Linked DNA regions of Homo sapiens: all the other regions are linked to region 1. Evidence: chromatin contacts called from ENCODE Hi-C or POLR2A ChIA-PET data. All regions are on one chromosome and are shown on one strand. Each heading gives the region's core, a stretch centred on a gene start or an enhancer-like site at or near the end of the contact. The rest is flanking DNA. Distances are from core to core; before and after follow the strand shown.

What was found. A loop is a pair of places that touch in the nucleus more often than their neighbours do. ChIA-PET counts read pairs that join two places held with the same protein, here RNA polymerase II (POLR2A). Pooled maps may share reads with other maps.
Region 2: a loop to region 1 is called in a map of B cell, with 33 times the contacts of the local background. The contact joins the promoter of GMPPA here to the promoter of USP37 in region 1. A Hi-C loop is called at or near these places in 3 of 168 maps with a recorded cell type or tissue (B cell, CD8-positive, alpha-beta T cell and naive thymus-derived CD4-positive, alpha-beta T cell), 1 of 37 single-sample maps with no recorded cell type and 11 of 50 pooled maps.
Region 3: a map of mesothelial cell of epicardium shows a loop between it and region 1 (16-fold over the local background). The contact joins the enhancer-like site here to the promoter of USP37 in region 1. A Hi-C loop is called at or near these places in 1 of 168 maps with a recorded cell type or tissue (mesothelial cell of epicardium) and 4 of 50 pooled maps. POLR2A ChIA-PET finds 5 or more read pairs at or near these places in 1 of 52 experiments (PC-9).

The regions. Positions count from the first base shown.
Region 1 is chr2:218,565,574-218,570,343 of GRCh38, reverse strand. It overlaps USP37 (ubiquitin specific peptidase 37), which reads left to right and starts at 1,993. Exons shown (of 26, transcript NM_020935.3): 1 at 1,993-2,166. It overlaps CNOT9 (CCR4-NOT transcription complex subunit 9), which reads right to left and starts at 1,505. Exons shown (of 8, transcript NM_005444.3): 1 at 1,366-1,505. The coding sequence starts at 1,389. RefSeq lists enhancers at 911-1,100, 895-1,522, 1,523-2,150 and silencers at 1,811-1,870, 1,961-2,030.
Region 2 is chr2:219,496,921-219,501,690 of GRCh38, reverse strand. It overlaps GMPPA (GDP-mannose pyrophosphorylase A), which reads right to left and starts at 2,800. Exons shown (of 13, transcript NM_013335.4): 1 at 2,753-2,800; 2 at 1,676-1,735; 3 at 1,473-1,570; 4 at 112-215. The coding sequence starts at 1,715. It overlaps SPEGNB (SPEG neighbor), which reads right to left. Exons shown (of 5, transcript NM_001286811.2): 3 at 4,575-4,770; 4 at 3,830-3,971; 5 at 3,404-3,640. The coding sequence ends at 3,502. The region is part of intron 1 of ASIC4-AS1 (ASIC4 antisense RNA 1); the gene reads left to right. RefSeq lists enhancers at 2,731-2,920, 2,925-3,742, 3,743-4,560, 4,561-4,770 and a silencer at 3,751-3,830.
Region 3 is chr2:219,287,635-219,292,404 of GRCh38, reverse strand. PTPRN (protein tyrosine phosphatase receptor type N) reads left to right here. Exons shown (of 23, transcript NM_002846.4): 20 at 882-935; 21 at 1,515-1,579; 22 at 1,794-1,867; 23 at 2,108-2,782. The coding sequence ends at 2,179. Among named protein-coding and RNA genes, the nearest start is that of MIR153-1, 4.2 kb to the left of the region's middle. Within about 2 kb of position 2,809, at least 16 of the 41 ENCODE cell types and tissues checked have a DNase peak (open chromatin) inside an H3K27ac peak, as active enhancers do.

The DNA of each region.
Region 1 (4,770 bases), core at 744-3,243:
TTTTTGTACTTAAACGTATGGCAATTTTTGGTGCTTTATTTAGTAATTACGTCATTTTGCCTGATAATACAATTTCAGTACATTACTTTCCTTAAATCATTTCCCTTTGGTTAAACAGAAAAAGCAGAATTGGTCTTCAGGCAGGTATGCTCAAATCAAATGATCTCCTTTCCCCATCATGGCAATGTTCTTTCAGTGGTCACCTTCCCTTCAATATTCTTTCATGCAGCAAAGTATCTGAGTCTTTAATCTTGTACTAGGAACTGTCCTGGCACCGGGGAAACCACGTCAACAGGGCTCACATGATCCCTGTCCCTGCCCTCAAGGAGACAGACAACAAATAAACGAATACAATAATTACACGGGGATCAGGGCTGTAAAGGGTACTCTACTAAAGTTAGAGGCTGCGGAACTAATTTGAAGAGGATAGTCAGGGAAGGCCACTCTGAGACCGATTTAGGCAGAGACCTGAAGAAAGATGGATTTGGATAAACAGTTTAAGGAGAGGAAGGAGAGTTCAAGGAAGAGGTACCAATTACACTCATGCTGTGTATGTAAAGGAGGAGGGATAAGAAGAACATTCACTCCAGGCATAGAGACCACAAAGTGCATCTTGGAGAAAAATAAGCGCGTTGCAGAGGGTTAGGTGGCCAGAGTAGCTGAAGCTTTAGGAGCAAGAGACATAAAACGAGATTATAAACGTGGGTTAAGTACCACATCATACAGGGCCGTGCAGGCTATGGCAAGGAGTCTAGATTTTATTTAAATGCCAAGAGAAGTAGGATTACTTCGGATAGCTGAATTACACTATCTTTCTTTTTTGTTAAAAGATCACGCGGGTAAAACGAGATGTGTCGAGGAAAAGTTTTAAATGCAGAGAACCTAAGTCAGATGCAAAAATTATGCACTTTTCCGGGCCTCAGGTTTTCCATAAATAAAGCAAGTGGTTTGAACTAGAAGCCATTTCCTTCCCGCTGCGACGTGGTGAGTTCTAAGAGCAGGGGCCGCGTCAGATTGACCATGGAATTCCCCTCATCGACGCCGGCGCCCAGAACACAACTGGCGCCCTGAAACTGTTGGTCAGCGCAATAAATCAATGAATGGCCTGCTACGGGCGTGGGACCAGGCCCCGGCGCCCGCAAAGAACGCGATGGGTCGCGCTGAAGGCCGCGAGAGGCGTCCGGCAAGGAAATAGGGGCCGGCTCCACCACAACCAAAGCGTGCCGAGGAGGGGAACCGGGGCCTTGGAGATTGAGGGCAGAAAAAAATCAGACTAGGGACCCGACACCGGGAATTAGGAGAGAAGGCCGAAACGTGGGTCTGAGAAAGGATTCTGGTTCCAAGCCTGGGGGCCCAGCCACTCACCGCAGCCGTCGCCAGGCTGTGCATGTTGTGAGCGGCCGCCGCTCTCTTCCACAGCCGGACGCGTCCGACCCGCGTCCCCCCTTCAGCACCCCTGCAGCGGAAAACAATGAGCCGCCGTAGCCGCCATCCGACTCCGGCTCGCTCCGCCCACTTCGCGGCCCTCTGACCTCTCACCCCTGACCCCACCCACACATCCTCTTCCCGCCTCCAGGGCCTAGTTAACAGTCCCAGAGTATGTCCTTTGCCCCTTAAGATTTAGGACCGGAAGGACGTCCGCGACCACTAGTCCCCGCAACTTCTGGCTTTGAGCAGTTATTTCCAGAGAGCGGCGTGAACTCTGACCCTCCTCCAAAAGCCAGTGAACGGCGGGAAAAGATGGACAGTCCCGGCAAGACAACTATTGCGCATGCCCGACTGGGTTGCGTAGGAGGGAAATGGTGGGGGGGCGTCGAAATCGGGTGAGGTGGAAAGTGCGCGTGCCTACTACAGTCACGGCAGGGGCGGGGCTGCCCGGGCTAGGCCGCTCTAGGTACTGGCGGGGCGGGGCGAGGGCGTGTGAGGGGCGGAGTTTTCGACTGACGCGCACGCGCCTGTCTGGTCGCGTCGAGTGTGCGTGCGTGCGTGCGTGTTTGCGTGTGGTCACAGTTCCCGCCATCAGCCGCTCTCCCTGACTAGGGGTAGCTAGCGGCCTCCCTCCTTTGGGTTCGGTATCCCTACTTCCATTACCCTCGGCTCCTCCCACTCCTCGCGGGCTCCGTGCTTTCCGCGGGTCTGTCCGGGGGCTCCGGACCCTCGGCGCAGGTAAGGCGGGCCGGGGTAGCTTCTCAATTGAGCCGTTTTCCCTACCTCCTCCTCCTTCTGTGCGATCCGCCCACTCGGCGTTCACTCCTCTGGAGTTCGCCCTGCTGCTACTCAGCCCGCCCACAACCCCTCGATGCACCCCCAGCCTCACAGGTACTACCTTTGGGTGCACTGCCCCGGCTTCCACCTCTCCTTTGACTTGGTCTCCACTGCCACTCGCTCCCTCCGAAACTCAAACCTGGCCCCTTTTCTCTGGGGCTGTTGTCGTTCGCCTCTTACCTTCTAACAGGGCCTGCTGTCTCTTCAGGTGACTTTCGTTACGGCACATCCACCAGGCCTTGGACATGATACTCATTCACTCTCTTGACCATCTTCACCTTCCTCTTGACCAGTCCTCACTGCAAAACATGAATTGTATTTTTGTTGTGCATTTCCTTGCGCCCATTTCTAGCCGCCAGATCAGGTTGTTAGATGTAACTATTTTAAGTCATGATCCATGAAAGGAAATGATGATTGATGATAAAATCCTGTGTCCTGAAGAGTTGTCCTAAAGTGGTTTTGGGGTATTCCTCTCAAAATTTCAGCTCTGTATAAATTCCTTTATTGAGGTGGCAATTCCTGACAAGTGTCTAACTGGAAGAGATACCTGAGAGGGAATGTCAAGTAGGCAGTTGGATATAGTGGGTTTGGAGATCTTAGGAGAGTTCTGGGCTGCGTACGTAAATGTGCGCGGTGTGTGTATGTGTTTGTCATCTGCCATATTGATAGTAATTGAAGCCATGGATGTGGATGAAATTGCCGAAAAAGAGTATAGTGCTGTAAAATAAAGGCACCTAGGATGGAGCATTGACGAATTCCTGCTGTTTAATAACCAATAGAGGAGGATGCGTCTTGCAAGCCATGAAAAAAGTCATCAGTAGTGTTGCATTCTGCTGAAAGGTAAAATGGAAGGAGGACTGAAAAACCCAGTGATATAAAAGTACTCACTTGTCTTAAAGATGTTTGATGAAGTAAAATGAGTATTTGGGTTCAGTCCTAGGTCCTCTTCTTTTACTCTTATATTCCTCCCTAAGCTTTAAATTTGATCTATATATTGATGACTTAAAAATTGTTATTTCCAGCCTATTCCCTTTGTTTTCAGCTCCACATCTAGATAGCCAGCTGTCTGCTTGACATCTCAACTTGATTTTTTTCTTAGGAGTTTCAGATGCAACACAGCCAAATCCAAAGCCTTGATCTTTCTCTCCATATCGAAATTCTTTCTTCTCCAGTGTCCCAGTTTATTAAGTGGCACATGACACAGGCTACACACTTGGGAGGCATTCTTGACTTCTACTCTCTCCAAGTTCTATCCTACTTCCAATACGTGTCTTGCATCTTTTTCTGTACATTTTCACTGTCACTTTTCTAGTTTAAGCCACAGTCCTTAAAAAACCTGGACTTGATTGCCTTGGCTTCCTGTATTATCATCTGTAAAATGGAAATAGTAATTTTCAGCCTATTGGATTGTTATGAGGATTAAGTGAGATAACCATGATAAGCACTTGGCACAGAGTAAATGGCCAGTAAGCATTAATTGTTATTGTTATAAGCTGATCAACTCAATACTCTTCTATCTGGTTACATTATTTTCTTCTGTTCTTGCTCTTAGTCACTCTCCCAAAACCCAAACCAACCATATATGACTTCCTCATTCAGTAGTAACATATTTCTTTGCTTAAAACCTTTTGGTGGATTTCCTCCTGGTAAGTGCTTGTTACATTTAGGATAAAATTCGGAATCTTTACTGTGGTTCACAAGACTGCATAACCTGGTTCTTGCCTGCTTCACTAACTTCATCTTCCTCCTCTCCTTCACTAAACTGTAGCCACATTGCTTTTAATTTCCCTAGTCATATCAAGTTATTTTACAATTCAAGGCCTTTGGGGATGCTGTTTGCCTGGATTGTTCCAGCACCACCATCTATCAGTCATCTCCTTCTGCAGTTTTCAACTTAAGTGATACCTTCTCAGGGAAGCCTTCTCAATGTTATCCTCTACCCCAAGTCTTAATCTTAAGACTCATCATTCCATGTATCTTGCTTTATATCATTTCTCAGAACTTGTAATTATTGTTATTATTATTTTTTGAGATGGAGTTTTTGCTCTGTTGCCTAAGCTGGAGTACAATGGCATGATCTCAGCTCACTGCAACCTCCGCCCCCTAAATTCAAGCGATTCTCTTGTCTCAGCCTCCCAAGTACCTGGGATTACAGGCACCCGCCACCATGCCCGGCTAATTTTTGTATTTCTAATGGAGACAAGGTTTCACCATGTTGGCCAGGCTGGTCTTGAACTCTTGACCTCAGATGATCCACCTGCCTCGGCCTCCCAAAGTGCTGGGATTACAGGTGTGAGCCACTGCACCCAGCCCAGAACTTGTAATTATATATTTACATGTGTGATTATTTAAAGTCTGTCTCCTATTAGAATATAGGCTAGTGACCACTTCTTTTTTATTTCCCAATAATTTGTTAAATAAGCTGGAAGTTGCTGTAAGAACCATCATGTCTTTTGGAAGCAAAGCTTGCTGATGTTCTTGTCATCATCTCATGACAAACACTTT
Region 2 (4,770 bases), core at 1,551-4,050, 930 kb before region 1:
CCTTCTAGTAGGCGAGGATGAACTCCAGCAAATGCTGACTCAACCCACTTCCAAGAACTCAGAGGCCTAGGGCATCCCCACCCCCCCATATACGAGTGTGTGCACAAACACCTGACTGGAAGGTTAAACTCCTGCTGGGCGGCTTCTAGGAACTGGGTGAGGGGCTCATCAGGTTGGTAGAAGCCAATGAGCAGAATCTCCTGCATTCCAGGGACCTGAGGACAAGGGAAGAGGCTGGGATGAAGAATATCTAATAGGAGGGGATGTTGGGGAAATCCTTGGTGCTGGCCCAAAGTCCAGAAACCAGTTTCAGTCTCAGCTGTGGGGCCCCAGGGCACTCACCACTCTGGGCTATTTTCTCCTCTGGACAATGAGGAATTTGGAGGAAGTCGGAGGCCTGATCTTTTTTCGTTTTGTTTTATTTTTGTGAAAAAGGGTCTCGCTCTGTTGCCCAGGCTGGAGTGCAGTGGCATGATTTTGGCTCACTGCAGCCTCCACGTCCTGGGCTCAAGCGATCCTCCCACCTCAGCCTCCTGAGTATTGAAGACTACAGCCATGTCACCACCTGCCTCAGCCTCTAGAGCAGCTAGGACTACAGCCAGGCCATCACATCTAGCTAATTTTTAAACTTTTTGTAGAGAAGGGGTCTCTTGATGTTGCCAAAGCTAGGCTAGAACTCCTGGCCTCAAGCGATCCTCCTGACTCGGCCTCAAAAAGCGTTGGGATTACAGACATGAGCTACCATGCCAGGCCTGATCTTTCAATCAATTATTACCCCCACCAACCTGAACTGGGACTCACTCTAAGAAAGACTTTGCCTACCAAGCTGCATTAATCCATTTCCACCCCGCCCCCTCCCCCCCGGCCATTTTTATTATCTGTCAGCCTAAGCTTGAGATCAGCATGAGGTAAGGGTACCATTTATCAAGGGTCTGCGTTGTACTAGGCATTTTACAAATATCATTTCTAAGCTTCACCACCCAACAAGGTAGGTCTAATCACCCCCATTTTACACATAAGGAAACTGAGTGTCAGAGAGGGTGTGTTATTTGTTGCAGACCTCACAGCAGGCAGAGACTGAATTCAAACCAAAACCTTGCCTGGCTCAATACGAAAAGCAATAAAGAAATGAGCAACAATGTGATCAAGGATATGAATTTGTGCTTGGTTATCATTAAGAGTCTCCATGCTACGGCTTTACATTGTCTCCAAGATCCTTGCCTGATCTCACATTCCACACTTTAAAAATAGGAGTGAAATCTGAGCAGGAAGAGGCCAGATGAGAAACTAGATTAGGGGAAGACAGCAGGGCAGCTGCACAGCATAACTTGAGGGGGCGCCATTCACATTGTCATCTGTGAATGATGGTCCTTGGAGTTATGCCTGGTGGGAAGAGTTCATGGTTGGGAAAGGGGGAAACAGCATGAAGATAAGCAGGAAGTGAGGTGAGAGAGGGGAGCCCCTGAGGTTACCTGGGCACAGGCTTCAATATGGTGTTGGATCATAGGGACCCCTGCCACAGGAAACAATGGTTTGGGCACCTCAAAAGACAAAGGTCTGAAGCGAGTTCCTGGGAGAGGAGAGAGGAGAACATTTCGGCCTCCTGCCTTCCTCTGCCCCCATCCCGCCTACCACTCCAGCCCAACCTCCTCCCCCCATTCCCCTGGCACCTCACCCTTTTGAGGGCCTCCAATCAGGATCACCGCTTTGAGCATAATGGTGACTGCTACCTAAACTTCAAATTCCAACAGAGAAATCAAGCTCAGATCTCCTACCCCAACCAAGCCCCAAAACCCAAATAGCAACACTTAGCCCTCTCCCAAGATGTAAACCCAAAGCTCAATATAGTCTCTGCCTGGACCCAACACCTCACAAATCCCACACATCTCAAATCCCAGCAGAGAAATCAAGCTCAGATCTCACACCCCAACCAAACCCCAAACCCCAAATAGCAGCACTTAGCCCTCCCCCAAGATGTAAACCCAAAGCTCAATATAGTCCCTGCCTGGACAGAACCTCACAAATCCCACACATCTCAAATCCCAACCCAGATTCCAGTCGGCCTTCAAACCTCACAGTGATTCCTCCCAAATTCTGAAATTCACACCCCACAATTTGATCTCTAAAAGACTTCCCTCTGGCCATGAACAAATTCTGCAAATTCAGAAACCTGGCAGAGACTCCCTTCTCAGACCCAAACCTCAAAATACTGAAGCCTCAAATTCCCAAAGTGTTGCGTCTTCATTCTAGATATTAAGCCCTGAACCCCAATAGTGAACCCTGAATATTGGACAGCAAACCCTGAGTGAGCCTCAGATATTTAACTTAAATCCTGAACGTAATCCCCAAGTACTGAACTAACACTGATCTGAATTTGAAGAACCCCTAATCCCAGCAAAAATCCTCTATATGCTAAACATGAATCCTAAAACTAACCTCTGTATGTTGAACCCCAAATCAAAAGACAGGTTCCCTTGGCATCTCAAACACTGAACCTATTGACCCCCCTCCAGTCCTAATACGGACGACTGGGTCTAAATCTCTGGATTCGGAGGATTGATTGATTGCTGACCCTCTGAACCCCACAACTGACTCTGTCCAATAAACCCTGGCCTCTCATTGCCAGGGATTGTGGGACCAACACAGGGGCGGGCGCACCGAGGGCCAGCCAGGACCTCGGAGCCCGCTCTCCGTCTAGAGGGTGTCCCCTGCCCCTTACCCCTGCCGCCACCCCTCCACCAGCTCCCTTTACCACTAGCTCCCTTCACTCCAGCTCTGCCGCCCGCTACTGCAAGCTCCTTCCGCGCACGTGTCTTCTCGCAAGTCGCGAGAACTCATTCGCAGGGTCTGCCGGGAATTGTAGTCTGACCCTTTACCCGCTTTCTAACTTTATGGGAGAGGAAAGAGGTGCTGAAGTCCAGGGGTGTGACCAAGGGATCGCGGGGCGGGGTTAAATGCGAAGAAGGGTGGGGCCTGAGAAGCCCAGCCTGGAACTTAAGACTGGGACCCGAGCTGTTGGGGAATCGGCCTCGGGGCAGCAGCCGAAGTGAGGAACTGGGTCCCACAGGAAAACGGGACTAAGGACAGCAGGGGTGTGTGGCCAGCCCTGGAAGGGGCGGGGCCAGGGGCAAACAGCCACAAGGGGCTGGGGCTGGAGGCGCTCAAAAGCGGAGAAGGCGGAGTCCCAGGCCCAGCCGGCGGTACCGCTGGGAAGTGAGGGCGCCTTGGACGGCGAGGGCAACTCTTATCAGTTTGACTGTCTGAAATGCAGCACGGCGCTAGGCGCTCTCCAGACCTCCCTGTGACTCCAACAGGCTGTGACCTTGGCGTGGGGGTCTGGAATACGTGTGGGCGCTGGTGCGGGGGAGAGGGAATGGCGACGCGGAAGAGCAGGACAGACGCGGAGGGTCAGAGAGCAGCTTTATTAAGCAAGCTGGTGGAGGGCTGTGGGTCCCACCACCCCCGGGCTCGGCGCCAGGGCGGAAGGTCCGGGGGTGCCGTTCAGGCCACGTCGACGCGAGCGAAGCTCTGGTCCATGCCCAGGCTGTTCTCCACGTACACCTCGTACTTGCCGCTGTCCTGAGGCGTGGCCCGGCGAATGGTCAGCGTCGTGGTGGTGCTGCCGATCTCGAAGAACACCCTGCGGAAGGGCGGCGGGGAGGAGGGCGGAGCCGTGGTCAGTACACGGGCGCACTGGGCGGGGCTCCTTAGCCAGCTCTGTTCCTCGCTGCCCAGTCCCCGCCCCCGTCACTCCAGCCAGATTTCTGGGCTCAGTCCCACCCAGGTTCCAGCCCCAGGCCCTGGCCGTGCCGCAGGTCCCGGCCCTCGCCTGTCATCCTCCTCGATGTCCTCCCCGTCCTTGGTCCAGCCTACGTCGGGCGCAGGCTCTCCCAGGATCTCCGCAGTCAGCGTCACGGTGGTGCCTTTGCGCGCCTTAGTGTTGTCGGGTCCCTTTTGAATCTTCGTCGGGACTAGCGGAAGGAAAGGGGAGCGAAACCCCGTGAAGGACCCGGAGATGAGGCAGGGCATCACCTCACCGGCTAATACCCGGCACTAAATACAGATGCATTTAAACTCGCAGTGTGACGTTGAGCAAATCATTAGCCTCTCTGGTTTCATCTCCTTGGCTGTTAAAGGGACTTATCCCTGCCTCTCCTACTTCTCGGGGTCGAATAGAGGATCAAGAGAGATAAGGCGGGCGAAAGCCCCTGAATGTTCACACATCTCGCGGTGCCTCAGAGACCGCTCCGGGTAGTGGAAATTGCCAGAGTTGGGAGCCAGAAGACCCGGGTCCAACCCTGGCTCTGCCTCTGGCTTGCTGTGTGACCTTGGGGACCCGGAGCCGCGTGATGGAAGTCCACAGCTGACTGCTCAGCCCGGGTGGAGCTGGATCCCGAGGTAGGGAAGGACGCACTTGGCTGGCGCGGCGATGCGCCCCAGGCCGTGCCCAGAGCTGGGCTGGCGGGGACCCTGTAGCTAGGCCCAGAGGTAAACACGCGCAGCTGGACCGGGCTGCGGGCTCTGGCTGAGTGGTGCTGGTCTGCGCCCTGGCGCTGCGCCCGGGGCGCGCGTACCTTCCACGAGGATGCGCGCCGAGTCGGAGCACTGGCCGAAGGGGTTGGTGACGTTGATGCTGTACTGGCCCAGGTCTGCCAGCTCGCCGTCGCGCACCACCAGTGCCACCACGTCAGGGTCCTCGAAGACGTAGCGGTACTTGGGACCGTCACGTAGCTCCTTGCCGTCCTTACTCCAGCGGATGAATGGGTCCGG
Region 3 (4,770 bases), core at 1,560-4,059, 720 kb before region 1:
ATCAGGAGTATGCAGGTGACTCCCAAAGCAGAAAGGTCATAAAGGACAAGGGCAGGTTAGATGGGTCCATTGAGAGACGGAGAAGCCCCCTGCTCCTCACTGAGTTGTGGTCAGGGGCAGTGGAGAAAGGTCTGAGGTCCAAGGGGACCCCAAGTCTGAATATAACGCAGCCACAGAATGCCTGTGCTGAAGTGAGACTGCTCCAGGGAGACAAGCAGTAGCACAATGTCCCGAGTTGAGGGGTTGGGGTTGTCCTCCCCTGGCCCAGGGAACACTATGCCCAGGGCAGCCTGATGTCACAACTGGTAAGGACCACTGGAGCCTGAGTCGGGAGGAAAACAGCCTGGGTGGTCATAAAGAATGGCAGAGGGCCAGAGCAGGGATGTGGCAAGACTGACACCCTTGAAGTCACCAGAAAGCTATCCCCTTGGACTTGGGCAGAAGTGTCTCTTAATATGATGATGTATTATCATTAATAGTTGCCACCTGCTACCATGTATTGAGCACCTATTGTGTGCCAGACCTAGCACTTAGCTCTTTACATGGGTTATCTCATGTGATCATTGTAAGAACCCTAAGGAGGTTTTTCTTACTATCCTCCATTTTACAGGTAAGAAAACTGAGGCTCAAAGAGGTTAAATCAGTTGTTCCAGGTGCATAGCTTGGGCACCTAGCTTGCAAGTGACAAGGCGAGCCCAATGCCACCCACACCAGCTCTGGTTCTTTGCCTCCAGCCCTGGCTCCTTTCTCCAACCATCTTCCCTCTCTGCCCCGGGCAGGTGGGGAGAAAAGGAAGAAAGAGAGGCCCACGTCATGTGTTTCAGCTTCCCTTTCCCTCTCTGCTGGTGCCCACTGGCCCTCACACCCATTTCTTGTTGCAGGAAGGTGAACAAGTGCTACCGGGGCCGCTCCTGCCCCATCATCGTGCACTGCAGGTGGGTGGAGAGGAGATTCATCTCTCTGGTCCCACTCCCTGTGTGCGTCTCCTGTGCACATTGCCTGCCTGTCCCCTTGGTGCTAGCAAACTGCAGGCATAGTCCAAATCCAGCACACCACCTGTTTTTAATGGCCAAGACCTAAGCGTGGCATTCACAGTTTTAAATGGGTGAAGAAAAAAGAAGAAAAGTATGTGATACAAACTGTATGTGGCCCACAAAGTTGAAAATATTGACCATTGGCCCCCTATACACAAAAAGCTGGCTGAAGGCTAGAGAGGCCCATCCAATTCCCTCCTGCTGCCTCTGCTTCTGGGCTGAGCCATGGCTCTCCTCTTTGGTTGTCCCATTGCCCAAATGACACCCACAGGTCACAGACTCCCCTCTCAAGGCCCAAGTCCCAGCGTGCAGGTGCTATGAGCTTTCCTTCATCCTCGGCTCACTGTCCCTCTCCAAGCCAACCCCAACGGGTCACCCAGTGTCCTCCCCTCCCCCAGGCCTCCAGGCCTCCTCGCCTCCTCCGTCCCTCCCCCTTTCTGCTGCATCTCAAGCTAAACCTGTCACTAACTCCTGTTTCAGTGATGGTGCGGGGAGGACCGGCACCTACATCCTCATCGACATGGTCCTGAACCGCATGGCAAAAGGTAGGGAGCTTCCCCACGGTGCCCGCAGCCCCCAGGCCCTTTTTAGAGGCTCCCCAGCACACAGGGTCCTGGGAGCTCAGAAGGAGCAGGTTGTCAACCTCCAGGCTCTGCCCAGCCCTCCAAGGCTCTTTGCCTCCAGGAGGCCTCAGGTTTTCTGGGTCCTGTCCTCCTCTGGACACCCCCTGAGCAGCCCCATCCCCACCTCCATCTCCAGGAGTGAAGGAGATTGACATCGCTGCCACCCTGGAGCATGTCCGTGACCAGCGGCCTGGCCTTGTCCGCTCTAAGGTGACCATGCCTTCCTGCCCCAACCCCAGCTCCCACCCTTCCCTAGCACCCACTTCTTGGCCACCCCAGGGAAAGCAGCAGCTGCCAACCTTTCCCACCTGCTTCTGCGCCTCCTCCAGGAGGGCTCCCTTCCTCCCAGGGGACCTGCCCAGGGCCCTCCCCCCACCAAAAGCCCCCCATCTTGAGGGCAGAGCACAGGTCAGCCCTCTCCATGACCATCCTACCACTGCCCTTCCTCAGGACCAGTTTGAATTTGCCCTGACAGCCGTGGCGGAGGAAGTGAATGCCATCCTCAAGGCCCTGCCCCAGTGAGACCCTGGGGCCCCTTGGCGGGCAGCCCAGCCTCTGTCCCTCTTTGCCTGTGTGAGCATCTCTGTGTACCCACTCCTCACTGCCCCACCAGCCACCTCTTGGGCATGCTCAGCCCTTCCTAGAAGAGTCAGGAAGGGAAAGCCAGAAGGGGCACGCCTGCCCAGCCTCGCATGCCAGAGCCTGGGGCATCCCAGAGCCCAGGGCATCCCATGGGGGTGCTGCAGCCAGGAGGAGAGGAAAGGACATGGGTAGCAATTCTACCCAGAGCCTTCTCCTGCCTACATTCCCTGGCCTGGCTCTCCTGTAGCTCTCCTGGGGTTCTGGGAGTTCCCTGAACATCTGTGTGTGTCCCCCTATGCTCCAGTATGGAAGAATGGGGTGGAGGGTCGCCACACCCGGCTCCCCCTGCTTCTCAGCCCCGGGCCTGCCTCTGACTCACACTTGGGCGCTCTGCCCTCCCTGGCCTCACGCCCAGCCTCCTCCCACCACCCTCCCACCATGCGCTGCTCAACCTCTCTCCTTCTGGCGCAAGAGAACATTTCTAGAAAAAACTACTTTTGTACCAGTGTGAATAAAGTTAGTGTGTTGTCTGTGCAGCTGCAACCCAGACTCCTACGCATTTCTGTCCGCTGTGCATCTGGACTCCAGCCCCAGCCTCAGCCCGGAGCCGGTCCCTGCTGGTCTCTCAGGAGGTGCAGAGAGCACAGCAGGAGAGCGCCAGCTGCCAGTAAGGCCCTTCTAGGTGGGAACACTACGTTAGAACGAGGCTTCCTATGCAGCCAGCAGTCTCCAAGGTGCTTTACATGATGAGTCCCATTTTACAGATGGAAAGACTGAGGCACAGAACTTGCTTGTGGTAACACGTAACACAACTTGTAAGATTGTAAGGTGCAATGGCTCATGCCTGTAATCCCAGCTCTTTGGGAGGCTGAGGCAGGCAGATCACCTGATGTCAGGAGTTGGAGACCAGCCTGGCCAACATGGAGAAATCCCGTCTTTACTAAAAATACAAAATTAGCCGGCCATGGTGGCTCGCGCCTGTAATCCCAGCACTTTGGGTGGCTGAGGCAGGCATATCACCTGAGGTCAGGAGTTCGAGACCAGCCTGGCCAACATGGCAAAACCCTGTCTCTACTAAAAATACAAAAAAATTAGCCATGTGTAGTGGCGGGTACCTGTAATCCCAGCTACTTGGGAGTCTGAGGCAGGAGAATCACTTGAACCCGGAAGGTGGAGTTTGCAGTGAGCCGAGAGTGTGCCGCTGCACTCCAGCCTGGGTGACAGAGTGAGACCCTGTCTCAAAAAAAAAAAAAAAAAAGATTGTAAGGTGGAGTTAGAGTTTGCACCTGGCTGACTAACCTCCTCTCTACTACCTCTCCTCTCAATTCTTTTTTTGTTTTTGGGGTTTTTTTGGAGACAGAGTCTTGCTCTGTCACCCAGGCTGGAGTGCAGTGGCGCGATCTCGGCTCACTGCAACCTCTGCCTCCTGGGCTCCAGCGATTTCCCTGCCTCAGCCGCCTGAGTAGCTAGGATTACAGGCACCCACCACCAAGCCCGGCTAATTTTTTATATTTTTAGTAGAGACGGGGTTTCGCCATGTTGCCCAGGCTGGTCTGGACTCCTGAGCTTCAGACAATCTGCCCGCCTTGGCCTCCCAAAGTGCTGGGATTACAGGCGTGAGCCACCGCGCCTAGCCTCCTCTCAGTTCTTGGCAGCTGCTTTGTGCCCTTCTGCTGCCAGATTGAGGTGAGGCCTGAACAAAGTGATATTAGCAAAGTGTCTGCCACACCTTAGGCAAAACTATAGCAAAACTCTGCCAGTGAGTCTAGGCTAGGCCTGTGAGATGCTAGGACAGGCGTTCCCCTGGGGATAAAGGACACTTTCTGTCTCACCCCAGCTCCCAGAACCCTCCACCCTGTATAGTCCCAGAAGGCACACTCACCTGCATGTCAGGAGGTGTCCTTGGACAAATGGGGTGGACATGAAATAAGGCAAAAAGAGCCTTAGGCCTGGGGCTACTTGGAAGTTAGGGCTACTTACCTGTGCTGAGACTCAGTCTCCTTAATTAAAAAACAGGGCAAGCACCATCTGCCCTGAGCAGGAGTGAAGGGACCCGCCAGCAGACCACAGGCCCTCCCGCTGTCTCACCCACGCTCTGCTGAGGCTCAGTGTCAGTGATAGCCATCTCAAGGGCTAGACAGACGTAGAAGAAACAGCCATTTGCAAACTTCCACCCGACTCAGGATGGAGGTTTGAAATTCCTCTTTCAGGGTAGGCTGCTTCTTCACTTTGAGAAAAATATAGTAGAGGCCCTTTGGTGATTGACGGTGAAGCAAGAGCCTGTCCTGGAATAGAAGAGAGGCCTGGGGAGCCACCTGGCCCTGCCTGACAACGGAAAGGTGCTTGTCCCAGCACAGCGGCTAGAGATGAAAGGGAAGGGGTACCTGGCTTTTTCTTCCGTGGGCCCTGATGAGTTTGGGGCCTGGGCCCTGGGTGGGCTGGACTCATGCCACACCACATGCCACTGGCTCACACCTCGGGCTGAGCCAATGAAACCTACCCAGGGGCTTAGTCTGTGGGCCTCATGCAGG